Regions from separate parts of the Homo sapiens genome. Here region 2 is linked to region 1. A link is a loop called in an ENCODE intact Hi-C map of the cell type or tissue named here. Cell type or tissue: Calu3. All regions are shown on one strand.

What was found. Peaks named below come from ENCODE experiments on the same cell type or tissue, not always from the same donor. Only the 100,000 strongest peaks of a DNase experiment are listed, where the experiment ranks them.
Region 2: a loop joins it to region 1, with 2.5 times the contacts of the local background. A loop is called at or near these places in 1 of 110 quality-filtered maps.

Annotation. Positions count from the first base shown.
Region 1 is chr3:143,864,316-143,872,315 of GRCh38, forward strand. No RefSeq gene overlaps it. Among named protein-coding and RNA genes, the nearest start is that of SLC9A9, 20 kb to the left of the region's middle. In Calu3, no CTCF peak of the experiment used is centred here; no DNase peak of the experiment used is centred here.
Region 2 is chr3:143,794,191-143,802,190 of GRCh38, forward strand. It overlaps SLC9A9 (solute carrier family 9 member A9), which reads right to left. Exons shown (of 16, transcript NM_173653.4): 3 at 2,636-2,713; 4 at 811-887. Among named protein-coding and RNA genes, the nearest start is that of SLC9A9, 50 kb to the right of the region's middle. In Calu3, no CTCF peak of the experiment used is centred here; DNase peaks (open chromatin) are centred at 1,891 and 4,181.

The sequences.
Region 1 (8,000 bases):
GATCGGCAACATCAGCCTCACCTGGAAACCTGTTAAAATGCAGATTCTTTCACCCCAGACCCACTGTATCAGAAGCTCTAGTGGTGTAGAGACTAGAAATCTGTGTTTAACAAGTCCTCTGGATGATCCTGATGCTCATTAAAGTTTGAGGACTGCTTGCCTAAGAGATGACTAGATAGATGTCTCAATCGATACAGCAATAAATAACTCATGTCATAAAGTAAATGGAGCCAATACACAAACAAAAAAGTACTAAAGGCTGGTTTAAAAATAAATAGTGTTAAAAGATAAACTTTAGTACATTAAACTTAAATAATTTATTTGAGCTGATGGGAAATCATCAATTGGGCAGCACCAAACAGAGCGGTTTAGGCTCCACCAAAGTGGCTTAAGGTGAAAGCTTTTTTCCTTTTTTCTTTTTTTTTTTTTTTTTGAGATGGAGTCTCACTCTGTCACCCAGGTTGGAGAGCAGTTTTGCGATCTTGGCTCGCTGCAACTTCTGCCTCCTGGGTTCAAGTGATTCTCCTGTCTCAGCCTCCAGAGTAGCTGGGATTACAGGCACATGCCATCATGCCTGGCTAATTTTTTGTATTTTTAGTAGAGATGGTATTTCACCATGTTAGCCAGGATGGCGTCGATCTTCTGACCTCATGATCCGCCCATCTCGGCCTCCCAAAGTGCTGGGATTACAGGCGTGAGCCACCACGCCCAGCCAAGGTGAAAGCTTTTATAAGGTGTTCCCATAAGGAAGACAATGAAAATGTTTGGTTAATGTGCAAAGTCCCTAGTTAGAGGTTAGTTGGCAGTTTCTGATTGGTTAAGCTTAAGTTTCATTTTATTGTTTACATTGAGTTCCTTTCAGGTTGTTTATGTAGGAACCCAAGGCACTGAAGTTGTCTCAGCCTAATGGATTCCCAATTTTTTTTTAACAATAGTAAAATAACTGGTACATAATGTCACATGCAAATAACTACTATACATACCAAAATCTCAAGATGACAATTAATTAACTCAGTGATCAATTAATCAGATTCCAGTGTATTCTTCTTTAAGAAAGAGTTGTGTGTAGCCAGTGCCATATTTTTTCTGTTTTCTTTCTTTTCCTTTCCTTTTTTTTTTTTTTTTCCATGCAGAAAGACAGTAAACATCCTGCTCACTCTTACAGGCATTGCATCACTTCTATTCCCAAGGGTTCAGCATCAACCTGTCTCTGCAGTATCCAACAAGACTGGCCTCTTCTCTCCTCCTTCATAGTTTATCCGATTTCTCCCTCCCCTTCATATCCTCCTCAAAGGGCATCACTGTTTTGAAATAATATTGATTGTGGTTCTGCCCACAGTGCCACTAAAAGCTTTGATGCAAAGACACAAAGATGATTATTATCCAGACATTTAGAATAACAAATAGCATTTTTAATCCTCTATCTTTTCTTTTCTCCTATCTCTTTTATTCTCAGAAGCTCCTCTAAGATACATTTCTTTCTTCCTTCCTGTATCCAGTTCTAGCACAGCAATCTGATCCCAGGTCCCTACTGAAGTCTTTCGAATCCTGTGCTTATCCCATTCTCATCTTTCTTCCCTGTATTTTATCTTATTTTCTTCCTGATTTTATTTTCTGCTTCCCTTCCCCTAGATTTTTTTTCTCACTCCTCTGTACACTCCATCAGATCCTTTTCTTTTCCATGATGCTTTCTCTTCTTCACCCTTCTTTCAACTTATTTCCTCTTTCAACTCAGTTTCAGTCAACAGAGGCTGAGTGGATCTGCAGTTGAGCCACCTGGAAGGCAAATGCACACATTAAGGAGGTCTTGGGACATGGAGGACGCTTGGCACCCTAAGGGTGAAAGACCCAAACTTTCACTGGCTACTCCTGGCAATACAATATTTAGAAGCCAGGATTGGTCTGACATTTATGTTCTGTGCATGTTTCTTCAGGAGTTTGCCCAGTTTGACTCTGCTAGTTTCAAGTTCTCGGTTTCTCTGGCCTCATTTTCCGCCTGCCTCACCCCCACAGCCCTCATGGAATATCTGCTATATGGAACAGGCAAGATTGTAAACCCCGTTGCAATTGTAACCTTCACTCTCTTGTTCTTACCAGTATAACAACAGAGCAGAAGAGATAATAAATAAAATAGGTGTATACAACAACCTTTAAATCCCCAGGTGACAGAGGTTTAAACATCTCACAAAATTCTCATTCTCCCAAGGTGTGCACTGTTCCCATATACTTATCGGCTCCAGCTAGAAATCCAGAGGGCAGGTCAGAATTCTACTTTTCCAGTTTTCTGGAAAGCACATTTCAGGGCAGCTGTCTGCTCCTTGTGACAAATAAGAATTTCTCAAAAATTTCTTCCCCCTTTACGGTGGATTTCTGTTCAGGAACACCCTTGTTTTTTGCTAAGCACCACCCTCTTTAGCTCTCAAATTCAGTTGTGCCCCCTTTAATATCCAGTGACCATTGTTGCCCTTAATATCAGACCAGACCCAAGCATGCTCTTGGTTATTTCTTAAGGGTCTTCCCGTAGTATTTTACAAAATGTACTTGAAATAGGCCCGCCAGGCACTTGCTAACAAGTCAAGAGAAAAGAGCTAAGCAATAATCATTTAAATCCCAGCAGAAGCTGGTGGAGCAGTACTATCCTGAAAGTCAAATCCCCTTTACTGCCACTCCAATCAGGTTAGATGTTCAGACGGCTTTTATAGTATTTACCTCATGTGCCATCTCTTAGTTGTGTCCAGTGTTTTACGGCTTTTTCAGACCATAATAATGACTAACATTGTTGGTGTTGCACTCCATTCAATTTGCCCAACCACCCAATTTAGTGGGCATTATTATCGTGCCCATTTACTACATAAGGAAACTAGACGTAGAGAGAGGAGGTAATTGGTTAAGGAACCATGGGTAGGAAGTAGTAGAGCTGGCATAGGAAATCTTTATATTGGCCTTTTCTGGATTTGAAAATAAAAATAGTAATAATATAGTCTAATTAAGAGATTTTTGTATTTCTGTTTCAGCTGCTTTTTCTTTTTTCTCTCATTGATTTCATATCATGTAAATCTTATTCAGAATTTAGATAAAAGGCTTGGAAATGTATAAATTTTTAAAAAATAACATCATTAATTAAAGGCCAAATTTCTGTTTCATCAAGTACATGATCAAAATTGAGAGAACATTTTCCTGGGTTGAAGGTGAAGGAAGATTCTGAGCACCACACTTCTAAATAAAGTTTTGGTTATAAATAAATCTTTGCTTCCTTTTTAAAGAGTGATCATGAACCTACTTCCTGTTTAGGTAGGTAGATATTTCCCTCTTTCTCATTCTCTCCTTTTTTTTTTTTGAGATGCAGTCTCGCTCTGTCTCCCAGTGTGGAGTGCAGTGACGCGATCTCGGCTCACTGCAATCTCCACCTCCCGAGTTCAAGTGATTCTTCTTCCTCAGCCTCCCAAGTAGCTGGGATTACAGAAATGCCCAAGCATGCCTGGCTAATTTTTGTATTTTTAGTAGAGATGGGGTTTCACCATGTTGGCCAGGCTGGTCTTGAACTCCCGACCTCGCGATCCTCCTGCCTCGGCCTCCCAAAGTGCTGGGATTACAGGCATGAGCTATCGTGCCTGGCCTGGTATTTCTCTTTACTTTTGCTTCTGTTTCAGACCTACTCTTTTACTGCTTATTACCAGATACATCCGTAAAATAAGAGTTAATCTGACATGATTTATTTTATGCCAGGATTGGGTGAGATTCTTGGTGTACAAATAGACAAGTTCACTAATGATAGAATATATTCTTTCCTTGTCCACTTCTAATGTTGGGCATAAAGGCATTTTGTTCACATAAGGAATCCTATATGGTTAGCTTGACTTTATTTTGAATATACATGTAAGGTAAAATTTTAAAAAAATTCTTAGAGCTTCTGTGGGCTGTGTCATGCCCTGCATATCAAATTTACATGAGAAAGCCAATTACACACTGGACTGTTCAATTCTTTGATTTTTAGTTCTGAGTCTGCCACAGGCATATGGTGTCTCAAAGAGAGTTTTTGAAAAACCTTGTTTTCACTTCTTCCCTTGTAAAATGAGATTTTACATTCTTCTAGGGAAATTCTGAGGATTAAGTATCAAATGATGGCAAGGCACTTTGAAAGTACTAAATGGGGTTATTAATAATTTAAGAAAGAAGCAAGCCTTCATCTGAGTTGTTGAAAGGAATATGTGGCATATTTATTTCAACCATTTATCATTTCATTGAAACTTCCTCTACCTTAAGCTTGAACGACTAAGAAAAACATCTGATTCCTTTTAAAACAGAACTTTAAAACGAGTTCTCTTTTTATAGTATTCAAAGTACTTTCATGCCAGTTATCTTGTTGGGTTCCTACAAAAATTCTGGGAGATATAAATAACATATTTTGTGGGAATGAGGCTGCAAGAAATAGAATACCTTACAAACACTTGCTTAAACAAACAGGGGTTTATTATTCTCACTTAAAGAAGAGTCCGGGGCAGAGTCTCAGGGGTGTCATCAAAGATCCAGTCTCCTATCTCTTCCCTCTCCTTTTTTTTTTTTTTTTTTTTTTTTTTGAGATGGAGTCTCGCTCTGTTGCCCAGGCTGGAGTGCAGTGGTGTGATCTCGGCTTACTGCAAGCTCCACCTCCCGGGTTCACGCCATTCTCCTGCCTCAGCCTCCCCCAAGTAGCTGGGACTACAGGCGCCCGCCACCATGCCCAGCTAATTTTTTATATTTTTAATAGAGACGGGGTTTCACCGTGTTAAACAGGATGGTCTCAATCTCCCGACCTCGTGATCCGCCCACCTGGGCCTCCCAAAGTGCTGGGATTACAGGCGTGAGGCACCGCGCCCGGCTTCGCTTCCCTCTGCTTTCTTTAGTGAATGGGCATGTTATCTCATGTTATCAAAATGGCTTCTAGAGCTCCAGATATCATATTTATTTTCAAGGTAGGAGGAATGGAAGGAGAGAAACTCCACTAACCACATCTATTCCTTTATAAGGAAAACAAAACTTTTTCCAGAAGTTACCTCAAGCAGAATTCCTCTAAAACTGGATCATATGACCAAGGCAAAAGAACTGAGGGCAGTGAGTGTATGGCCTTCTAGGCTCTGTGGAGGAAGGTGGCAAGAAAAAACATGGTTGTTGAACAGCTTTGGAGAAGCCCAGTGCTACTGCTGATGATGGATGAGAGGCACTAAAAAGTCAGTTTTTCAAGGTGCATAGCAGAGGACATTAAACCGGATCTGAATCTCTTTGATCAAGCAGAAATATCAAACAGTAACTCATAAAATCTACTGATATTTTTAAGGAGTGACCATACTGAGGGCTAGTCTGGGTGCTCTTACCAGATGACTCCATTGCACCCCCATAACAATGCTACAGCAAAAGAGTGGCTTTCCCCCTTACAGACATGATAAGCCCTGTTTGCTATTGCTTTTAAGGAAACATTCTTTATCAGCATTCTAACACCTCAGCTTGCTCCTTCCATTCTTATTCTACTGCACTATATAAAGAGAAGCTCTGGAAGTTCACACTGAATAAATTGGAAAAACGAGTCACTTGACAAAGGACTGCCATGAGGAAGACAACTTTTGTGACTCCCTGTTTGAATCAGACAGAATTTGGGTACAAAAAAAAATTAAAAAGAGCTGAAAGGATGGAATTCAGGGAATTGGGTGCTTAGGCAATTGCTGGAGGGGCTGGATGCGTGGAGTCCAGAAATGATTCCCAGTCACCATCAGAGAACAGGTCTGCCAAGGAAGCTGCTACCTTTGACATATTCACACGTGTAGGATTTCAGGAGATACATTTTTGGTTGGTTGACATCAAAACGACTATTAATGCTTATGATCCAGGGATCAGGGAGCTGCAGCCACTGCCTTCACACCCCATCACAGCTGCCTCTTCAACACACAAAAAATTAGTGAACTGGGCTTCTGCTCTAGAAAAACTCAAAGTCCTGACAATCATGTTTGCCAGTAGGAAGAGTCAAAACAACAGGAAAATGGCCCCACCACACATCTACCTTAAATACTCTGTATAAATGCATCTGATTGGAAAACCAACTGTGTATTCAGAACACTAGCTTCATGGGAGTTTGAGCAAGCTAGGTTTTATTTAGTTCACCAGCCTTTGCAGGATTCTAGGCACACTTGCAGGAGGTTGGAAGTGATGCTGAGTGCATCTACAATTTACATAACATTTCTGTCTCTTTCAAATATGGACAGAAACAGGAACCAAAGTGTTAGCAATAGAAAGGAGTTCTCCATTAGCATATAGCTTTTGGCGGACTTGCTTGCAATGTCTGAATTTACCTTGGCTATAAATTCTAGGGGCAAAAGCTAAATTTAGAATAAATCTCACAGGATATCAGATCTGGTGTTTGGTATACAAAAATAACAGTCATTGTTCTCTGAAGACTTCTTGTGTGCCAGACACTAATATTAGTGTTTTGAATGTAATTTATTAAAACTCACAATAACCCTATATGACAGGAACTGTTATTAGAGCCAATGTTCAGACGAGGAAATTGAGGCACAGAACTATAATTTGCTCAACATCATGAAGATACCAGTGGTGGAGCCACATTTAACAGTCTGGCTCCAAAGTCCAGGCTCCTAACACTTACAGCATATTGCTTCTCCACAAAATCAGTTCAAACATAAAGCCACTGGACGAATTTGCCCTTCACAATTTTTCTTTCAGTTTACTATTAATGTCCTTGGTAGTGTCATAATTAATGGAACTTGATGACTTTTATAGGAATAATCTGATATGATACTGTTATAAAAATTTTGTTCAACTAATTCTATTTGACACTAATTTCTAAATATTCAGATTAAAAAATAAAATTAAAGCTGCATTTTGCTTGACAATCTCCTTGAGATTTAAATTTACACCAAAAGCAATTTATTATTTTGGTAAAAGTTCCTTCAAAGTTAAAAGTGGAGACTAATCGTTTTATAATTTCCCCTTCCCACAAAATAGCACCAATTCTCAGGGGGAGCTCCCGGGGGCCAAGGGAGAAGGATTGGAAAGAAACAGATGGAGGGAGAGCAAGTCCTGCAAATGACAAACTGAAGATTCTAGCTGGGCCCAGCTGCATCCCTGCCTCTACTTTATTTCAGCAAGGCATCCCTGGGATCTTCTCAAAACATCCAAAATTTTTTCTTTGGTCTAGTTATTTGTCACTGTATAAGAACGAACCGTCATAAAACATAGTGGCTTAAAACAACATATCATTTATTTTGTTTATAAATCTGTAGTTTGGGCAGAGCTAGGAAAGGATGGATCATTTCTGCTCTGGTCAGCACCAGCTGAGTGGCCTGAAAGTTATGTGTGTGAAGGCTGGTTCATTCCCAAGTCTGGTGGTTGATGCTAGCTGTCGGCTGGGGCCTAAGCTGGGGTGGTGCAGGAGCACCTACCCCAAATCTTTCAGTGAGGCTGCATGGCTTCCTCACAACATGGTAGCTGAGTTCCAAGGACAAGAAGTTTGAGGGCAGGTGAGAGGAAGACAGTTGGGGCAGCTATGTTACTTGTAATGACTTTACCCTTGAAATTCAAATAGTCACTTCCACACGGTCCCAAGCCTAGCCAGATTTAAGGGGAGTGTCAGTGTCACCTTGTAAGAAGAACATGTGGGATGTGATATATTGATATAGTTATCTTTGGAAAATTTGATCTGCCATACTCTGTTTAAGGAGATACAAATTGTGTTTCCTAAAAATGAAAATGTCTGCTCCCAGATTCAAGGGGAGTGTCAGTGTCACCTTGTAAGAAGAGCATGTGGGATGTGATATATTGATATAGTTATCTTTGGAAAATTTGATCTGCCATACTCTGTTTAAGGAGATACAAATTGTGTTTCCTAAAAATGAAAATGTCTGCTCCTTACAAACAAGAGTGTTTTTAAGTTTTTAAATGGATAATACATTTGTAGTTCAAAATTCAAACATATACATAAGTGTGTGCATATGTGTGTGTGTGTGTGTGTG
Region 2 (8,000 bases), 70 kb before region 1:
ACCGTGTGTATTTTTAGCATCAGTTTCTTGTGCTGGGTTATAACAGCTGTAGACAGTAAAAATCAAGGATAGAGTTGACTGTATCAGATAATTGAAGACATCTGCATCATCACAGTCATAGTACCTGGACATTTTTTTTTTTTCCTGCAGTGGAGCTTTAATGTATTGGACGGGATTATCAGAGGCTGGATTGCCTTCACCATTTGGTACCACATTTTACTTTATGATGAGCTGCAAGCCAGAGTATATAACGTGTGACTTAGGGCTCAGTAGCATAATCAAGAAAATACAATGAAAAAAAGAGTCTGCATTCTACAGGGTATTAACTGAAAAGCTATCCCTGTATTAAGCAACTCTGTTGATATTTGGACATATCTGTTTCAGACTGCTGTCTTGTAAACTTTCCTTTAGAAAGAAAACTCTTGGCATATAGTTACTTTTGCACTCCTGCCAAATACAGGTAAGGTCTCTCAATACAAGACAAAAAAGAATGCAGTGAGCATATCGGCATTACTCAAACTAAAAGAAGAATGCAATGCGCTTCACATAACTCAAGGCAAGTGATCCACATTCCCTAAGTCAGAAGTCCAGAACTCACAGAGAAAGTCCAGCAATCCTCTAGTTTGCTTTGATTTGAAGCCTTGTATTTGTCAGAAGCCGTGGAATTAAGTCAGAAAAAACATACAAATATGTGATATACTAAAAAAAAGACAATTTTCCCAGCCAGCAAGAATCCTGGAAGTGTTAGATCCCTCACACAGATCACAGACCCCACAGCCACCTGCAACTTGAGCTCCGAATGTCACTTACCCTATGACGATGCAGGAGATGGCAGTTCCCAAGAAGGCATACGTTAAAATAGATCCTAAGTTTTGAAAAAAGTGTCTCTGGGGAGAAAAAAAGATATTTAATAGAGTACATCAGAATTTTTTCTTAGTGCAAAAGAAAATAAAAATAAATGTATGCAGTTCACAGACCCCTCACTGTTTAGGCAAATTTTGGTTTTGGAGCCTCGTTCCTGGCCTTATTGTGCTAATAGGGACTTAACTGATTATCATTGCAAAGGACTGGAGGGAAAAGTCAAGAAGCAGAAAAAAAAAAAAAAAAAAACCCACTGGAAGATGAGTAGGTAGGGATGAGAGAGACAACTCCAAGAACTGGCTGGACCTGAGAGGGAAGCAAGGAACTGGGCAATGTCTATGCCAGAATCGGGGCAATAATGGAAGACACAGTTTTCATGAAGTTTTGTTGTAAATGCAATTCCTTTAGCATTAAAACAACAACAACAACAAAACTATTCTAAGAGATTTACGTTGCCTGTTGATTTTACTGGATGTCTGACTTCTCTTTTATATCTTCTGAATGTGATGAAAATAAACTTTAAAAATCTACAACAGCCTGGTGGGTGGCTCACGCCTGTAATTCCAGCAATTTGGGAGGCTGAAGGAAGATTGTTTGAGTACAGGAGGTCGAAGCTGCTGTGAGCCATAATCGTACCATTGTACTGCAGCCTGGGCAAAAGAGGGAGACTGTGTCTCCAAAACAAAACAAAACAAATCCCCCAAACCTACAGCAATTCACTTTATTTTAATGAGTCAGCCACAAAATGATGCTTAGTATTGGGACTGGCAATGAGGAAGGGTTACCTGAACAAATCCAGCCTTCTAAATTTTTTCAACTGCTTGCTTAGGGAAAACCCCATTCCAGTTTTTTGAGTGGGATCTGAGGAGCCAGACCTGACAGCAAGAGGGAGCCTGGAGTACACACAAGAAAATCAGGTCTGTGATGAACAAGCTGCCTGGCTGCTGAAGATGACTGCTCAAGAGGAAGAAAGCCCCAGGAATCTCCTAGAGTGGGAGCTGAGCAGCAGAAGAGCAGCCACATCACCTCTGCATCTCAAAAACCACGTGGGCTGGAGCCTCACTCTGTGGCTCAGGGGATGCCAGTACTTAAACCATTATGTGAATTACTAATGTACAAAATGTGCATAGTCAGGCCGTGCTCAAGTACTGTTAGACAAGTGCATAGAAACTGTAAAACTGGACTTTCCTGTCTATGAGCATCAACAGTAGTCTTGAGTTTTCACTTTAAAGGATAAACTCAATGTTAATTAATAACCAAAGTCTTTGGTTACAATCATCCAGAATAATGCTGTCCAATAGAAATATAATGCAAGCCACATATTTAAAAAATTTTAAATTTTCTAGCAGCTACATTAAAATGTTTTTAAAAGATGAAATAGGTTTTGATAATGTTTTGTTTAATCCAATCTATCCAAAATACTAACATTTCTACACGAAATCAATATAAAACATTATGGAAATATTTACATTATTTGAATAAATACAAAATCTTTAAAATCCAGTGTGTATTTTACACTTAAAGAACATCTCGATTCAGACAAGACGCATTTCAAGAGCTCAATAGTTACATGTGGTTAATGGCCTGTATTCAACAGAACAGGTTTAGAAGAAGTCTAGAATTCTAAGCATGTCAGGTTTGAATCTGCATCACAAATTTAAGATAATGATACTCTTACCAAATAGAGAAGCCCATAAAAATAACAGTTTCTCATTAGTGCTGGTAAAATTCTCTACTTAATGATAAAAGAAGAAAATGATCACTATATATTTACCTTCTTTAGACTATATCCTGCATGAAATATAATTGGTGGCAGTAAAACATTGAAGAAGATTTCTGGATCAAATGTCATCTGCCAGAAAGGAAAAAAAGGATAGTTAGAATGATGCTCCTTTGGGTCATTAAAAAAACATGTTTCAAAAAACAGTTGTAATTGCTTTTGCTAAGCCTTTGTGAGGCATATTAACTATTAACTTGGCAGAGATGAAGGTAGGAAAAAATGAAAATTTGGAAATTCATAAATACAGTATAACTGTAGCTTCTAAAGGTAAAATCTACATACTTCCACACTATAGCTAACAACAACAACAAAAACTCAGTGAAATCTCTCTGAGAAAAATGTCTTTTTATATATATATAAAATATATATGTATATAGGCTTCTTACAAGGATTTATTTAAAGTTTTCCCCAAATAAAATATTTTTGGAAATTGGTTCTTCGCTTTCCCTATTTTGTCCCATTCCAAAATTTAAAACATTTTCCAGACTCCATGGAAGAACACACTTGAACTTGAAAATTGATTTTTCTAGTATTTGTTTATTGGGTTTTACTTAAATGTCAAAATAAACTTGGCCATAAAGCAAGTATGACTTGGTATGAAGTGCAGTGAAATTGTCAGGCCTCTGAGCCCAAGCTAAGCCATCATATCCCCTGTGACCTGCATGGACCAGATGGCCCAAAGCAAGTGAAGAATCACCAAAGAAGTGAAAATGGCCGGTTCCTGCCTTAACTGATGACATTCCACCACAAAAGAAGTGAAAATGGCCTGTTCCTGCCTTAACTGATGACATTCCACCACAAAAGAAGTGAAAATGGCCTGTTCCTGCCTTAACTGATGACATTACCTTGTGAAATTCCTTCTCCTGGCTCATCCTGGCTCAAAAGCTCCCCCACTGAGCACCTTGTGTCCCCCGCCCCTGCCCACCAGAGAACAACCCCCTTTGACTGTAATTTTCCACTACCTACCCAAATCCTATAAAATGTCCCCACCCATATCTCCCTTCACTGACTCTCTTTTGGGACTCAGCCCACCTGCACCCAGGTGATTAAAAAGCTTTATTGCTCACACAAAGCCTGTTTGGTGGTCTCTTCACACAGATGCATGTGAAATTTGGTGCCATGACTCGGATCAGGGGACCACCCTTGGGAGATCAACCCCTGTCCTCCTGCTCTTTGCTCCGTGAGAAAGATCCACCTACGACCTCTGGTCCTCAGACTAACCAGCCCAAGGAACATCTCACCAATTTTAAATCCGGTAAGCGGACTCTCTTTACTCTCTTCTCCAGCCTCTCTCCCTATCCCTCAACCTCTTTCTCCTTTCAATCTTGGCGCCACACTTCAATCTCTCCCTTCTCTTAATTTCAGTTCCTTTCCTTTTCTGGTAGAGACAAAGGAGACACATTTTATCCGTGGACCCCAAAACTCCGGCGCCAGTCACAGACTCGGGAAGACAGTCTTCCCTTGGTGTTTAATCACTGTGGGGATGCCTGCCTGATTATTCACCCACATTCCATTGGTGTGTGATCACCACAGGGACACCTGCCTTGGTCATTCACCCACATTCCCTTGGTGGCAAGTCAATTGCGGGGACGCCTGCTTTGGCTGCCCAGAGCTGCTCCCCACACCCTTCTCCATGTCTCTACCCTTCTCTTTAAATTTGCCTCCTTCACTATAGGCAAGCTTCCACCCTCCATTCCTCCTTCTTCTCCCTTAGCCTGTGTTCTCAAGAACTTAAAACCTCTTCAACTCTCACCTGACCTAAAATCTAAGCATTTTATTTTCTTCTGCAACACCACTTGACCCCAGTAGAAACTCGACAGTGGTTCCAAACAGCCAGAAAACGGCACTTTCAATTTTTCCATCCTACAAGATCTAGATAATTCTTGTCGTAAAATGGGCAAATGGTCTGAGGTGCATGACATCCAGGCACTCTTTTACACATCGGTCCCTCCCTAGTCTCTGTTCCCATGCAACTTGTCCCAAATCTTGCTTCTTTCCCTCCCGCCTGTCCCCTCAGTTCCAACCCCAAGTGTTGCTCAGTCTTTCCAATTTTCCTTTTCTACAGACCCAACTGACCTCTCCCCTCCTCCCCAGGCTGCTCCTTGCCAGGCTGAGCCAGGTCTCAATTCTTCCTCAGCCTCTGCTCCTCCACCCTATAATCCTTTTATCACCTCCCCTCCTCACACCTGGTCTGGCTTACGGTTCTGTTCCACGACTAGTCCTCCCCCACCTGCCCAGCAATTTCCTCTTAAAAAGGTGGCTGGAGCTAAAGGCATAGTCAAGGTTAATGCTCCTTTTTCTTTATCCGACCTCTCCCAAATCAGTTAGCATTTGGGCTCTTTTTCATCAAGTATAAAAACCCAGCCCAGTCCATGGCCCATTTGGCAACAACCCTTAGATGCTTTACTGCCCTAGACCCATAGGGGCCAGAAGGCCATCTTATTCTCAATATGCATTTTATTACCCAATCCTCTCCCAACATTAAGTAAAGCTTCGAAAATTAAATTCCAGCTCTCACACCCCACAACAGGACTTAATTAACCACGCCTTCAAGGTGTACAATAATAGAGTAGAGGCAGCCAAGTAGCAATGTATTTCTGAGTTGCAATTCCTTGCCCCCACTGTGAGACAAACCCCAGCCACATTTCCAGCACACAAGAACTCCAAATTCCTGAACCCCAGCTGCCAGGGGTTCTTCCAGAACCTCCTCATCCAGGAGCTTGCTACAAGTGCCGGAAATCTGGCCACTGGGCCAAGGAATGCCCGCAGACCAGGATTCCTCCTAAGCCATGTCCCATCTGTGTGGGACCCCACTGAAAATCGGACTGTTCAACTCACCTGGCAGCCACTCCCAGAGCCGCTGGAACTCTGGCCCAAGGCTCTCTGACTGACTCCTTCCCAGATCTTCTCAGCTTAGCGGCTGAAGACCGATGCTGCCTGATCACCTCGGAAGCCCCCTAGACCATCACGAACACCGAGCTTCAGGTAACTCTCACAGTGGAGGGTAAGTCTGTACCATTTTTAATCAATACAGAGGCTACCCACTCCACATTATCTTCTTTTCAAGGGCCTGTTTCCTTTGCCTCCATAACTGTTGTGGGTATTGATGGCCAGGCTTCTAAACCTCTTAAAACTCCCAACTCTGGTGCCAACTTAGACAATACTCTTTTAAGCACTCCTTTTTAGTTATCCCCACCTGCCCAGCTCCCTTATTAAGTCGAGACATTTTAACTAAATTATCTGCTTCCCTGACTATTCCTGGGCTACAGCCATACCTCATTGCTGCCTTTTCCCCAGTTCAAAGTCTCCTTCGCATCTTCCCCTTGTATCTTCCTACCTTAATCCACAGGTATGGGACACCTCTGCTCCCTCCTTGGTGACCAATCATGCACCCCTTATCATCCCATTAAAACCTAATCACCCTTACCCTGCTCAATGCCAATATCCCATCCTACAGCACGCTTTAAAAGGAGTAAAGCCTGTTATCACTTGCCTGTTACAGCATGGCCTTTTAAAGCCTACAAATTCTCCTTACAATTCCCCCATTTTACCTGTCCCAAAACCAGACAAGTCTTACAAGTTAGTTCAGGATCTGCGCCTTATGAACCAAATTATTTTACTTATCCACCCCGTGGTGCCAAACCCATATACTCTTTTGTCCTCAATACCTTCCTCCACAACTCACTGTTCCGTTTTTGATCTTAAAGATGCTTTTTTCACTATTCCCCTGCACCACTTATCCCAGTCTCTCTTTGCTTTTACCTGGACTGACCCTGACACCCATCAGTCCCAGCAGTTTACCTGGGCTGTGCTGCCGCAAGGCTTCAGGGACAGCCCTCATTACTTCAGCCAAGCTCTTTCTCATGATTTACTTTCTTTCCACCCCTCCACTTCTCACCTTATTCAATATATTGATGACCTTCTACTTTGTAGTCCCTCCTTTGAGTCTTCCTAACAAGACACCCTCCTGCTCCTTCAACATTTATTCTCCAAAGGATATCGGGTATTCCCCTCCAAAGCTCAAATTTCTTCTCCATCCGTTACCTGTCTTGGCATAATTCTTCATAAAAACACACATGCTCTCCCTGCCGATTGTGTCCAAACTGATCTCTCAAACCCCAACACCTTCTACAAAACAACAACTCCTTTCCTTCCTAGGCATGGTTGGATACTTTCACCTTTGGATACCTGGTTTTGCCATCCTAACAAACCCATTATGTAAATTCACAAAAGGAAACCTAGCTGACCCCATAGATCCTAAATCCTTTCCCCACTCCTCTTTCCATTCCTTGAAGACAGATTTAGAGACTGCTCCCACACTAGCTCTCCCTGACTCATCCCAACCCTTTTGGTTACACACAGCTGAAGTGCAGGGCTGTGCAGTTGGAATTCTTACACAAGTACCGGGACCGCGCCCTGTAGACCTTTTGTCCAAACAACTTGACCTTACTGTTTTAGACTGGCCATGATGTCTCCATGCAGCGGCTGCCACTGCCCTAATACTTTTAGAGGCCCTTAAAATCACACACTATGCTCAACTCACTGTCTACAGCTCTCGTAACTTCCAAAATCTATTTTCTTCCTCACACTTGATGCATATACTTTCTGCTCCCCAGCTCCTTCAGTTATACTCACTCTTTGTTGAGACTCCCACCATTACCATTGTTCCTGGCCCAGACTTCAATCCAGCCTCCCACATTATTCCGGATACCACACCTGACCCCCATGACTGTATCTCTCTGATCCACCTGACATACACCCCATTTCCCCATGTTTCCTTCTTTCCTGTTCCTCACCCTGATCACATTTGGTTTACTGATGGCAGCTCCATCAGGCCTAATCGCCACTCACCAGCAAAGGCAGGCTATGCTATATATCTTCCACATCTATCATTGAGGCTACCGCTCTGCCCTACTCCACTACCTCTCAACAAGCCGAACTCATTGCCTTAACTCGGGCCCTCACTCTTGCAAAGGGATTACATGTCAATATTTATGCTGACTCTAAATATGCCTTCCACATCCTGCACCACCATGCTGTTATATAGGCTGAAAGAGGTTTCCTCACTACACAAGAGTCCTCCATCATTAATGTCTTTTTAATAAAAACTCTTCTCAAGGCCGCTTTACTTCCAAAAGAAGCTGGAGTCATTCACTGCAAAGGCCATCAAAAGGCATCAGATCCCATTGCCCTCGGCAACGCTTATGCTGATAAGGTAGCTAAAGAAGCAGCTAGTGTTCCAACTTCTGTCCCTCACGGCCAGTTTTTCTCCTTCTCATCGGTCACTTCCACCTACTCCCCCACTGAAACTCCCACCTGTCAATCTCTTTCCACATAAGGCAAATGGTTCTTAGACCAA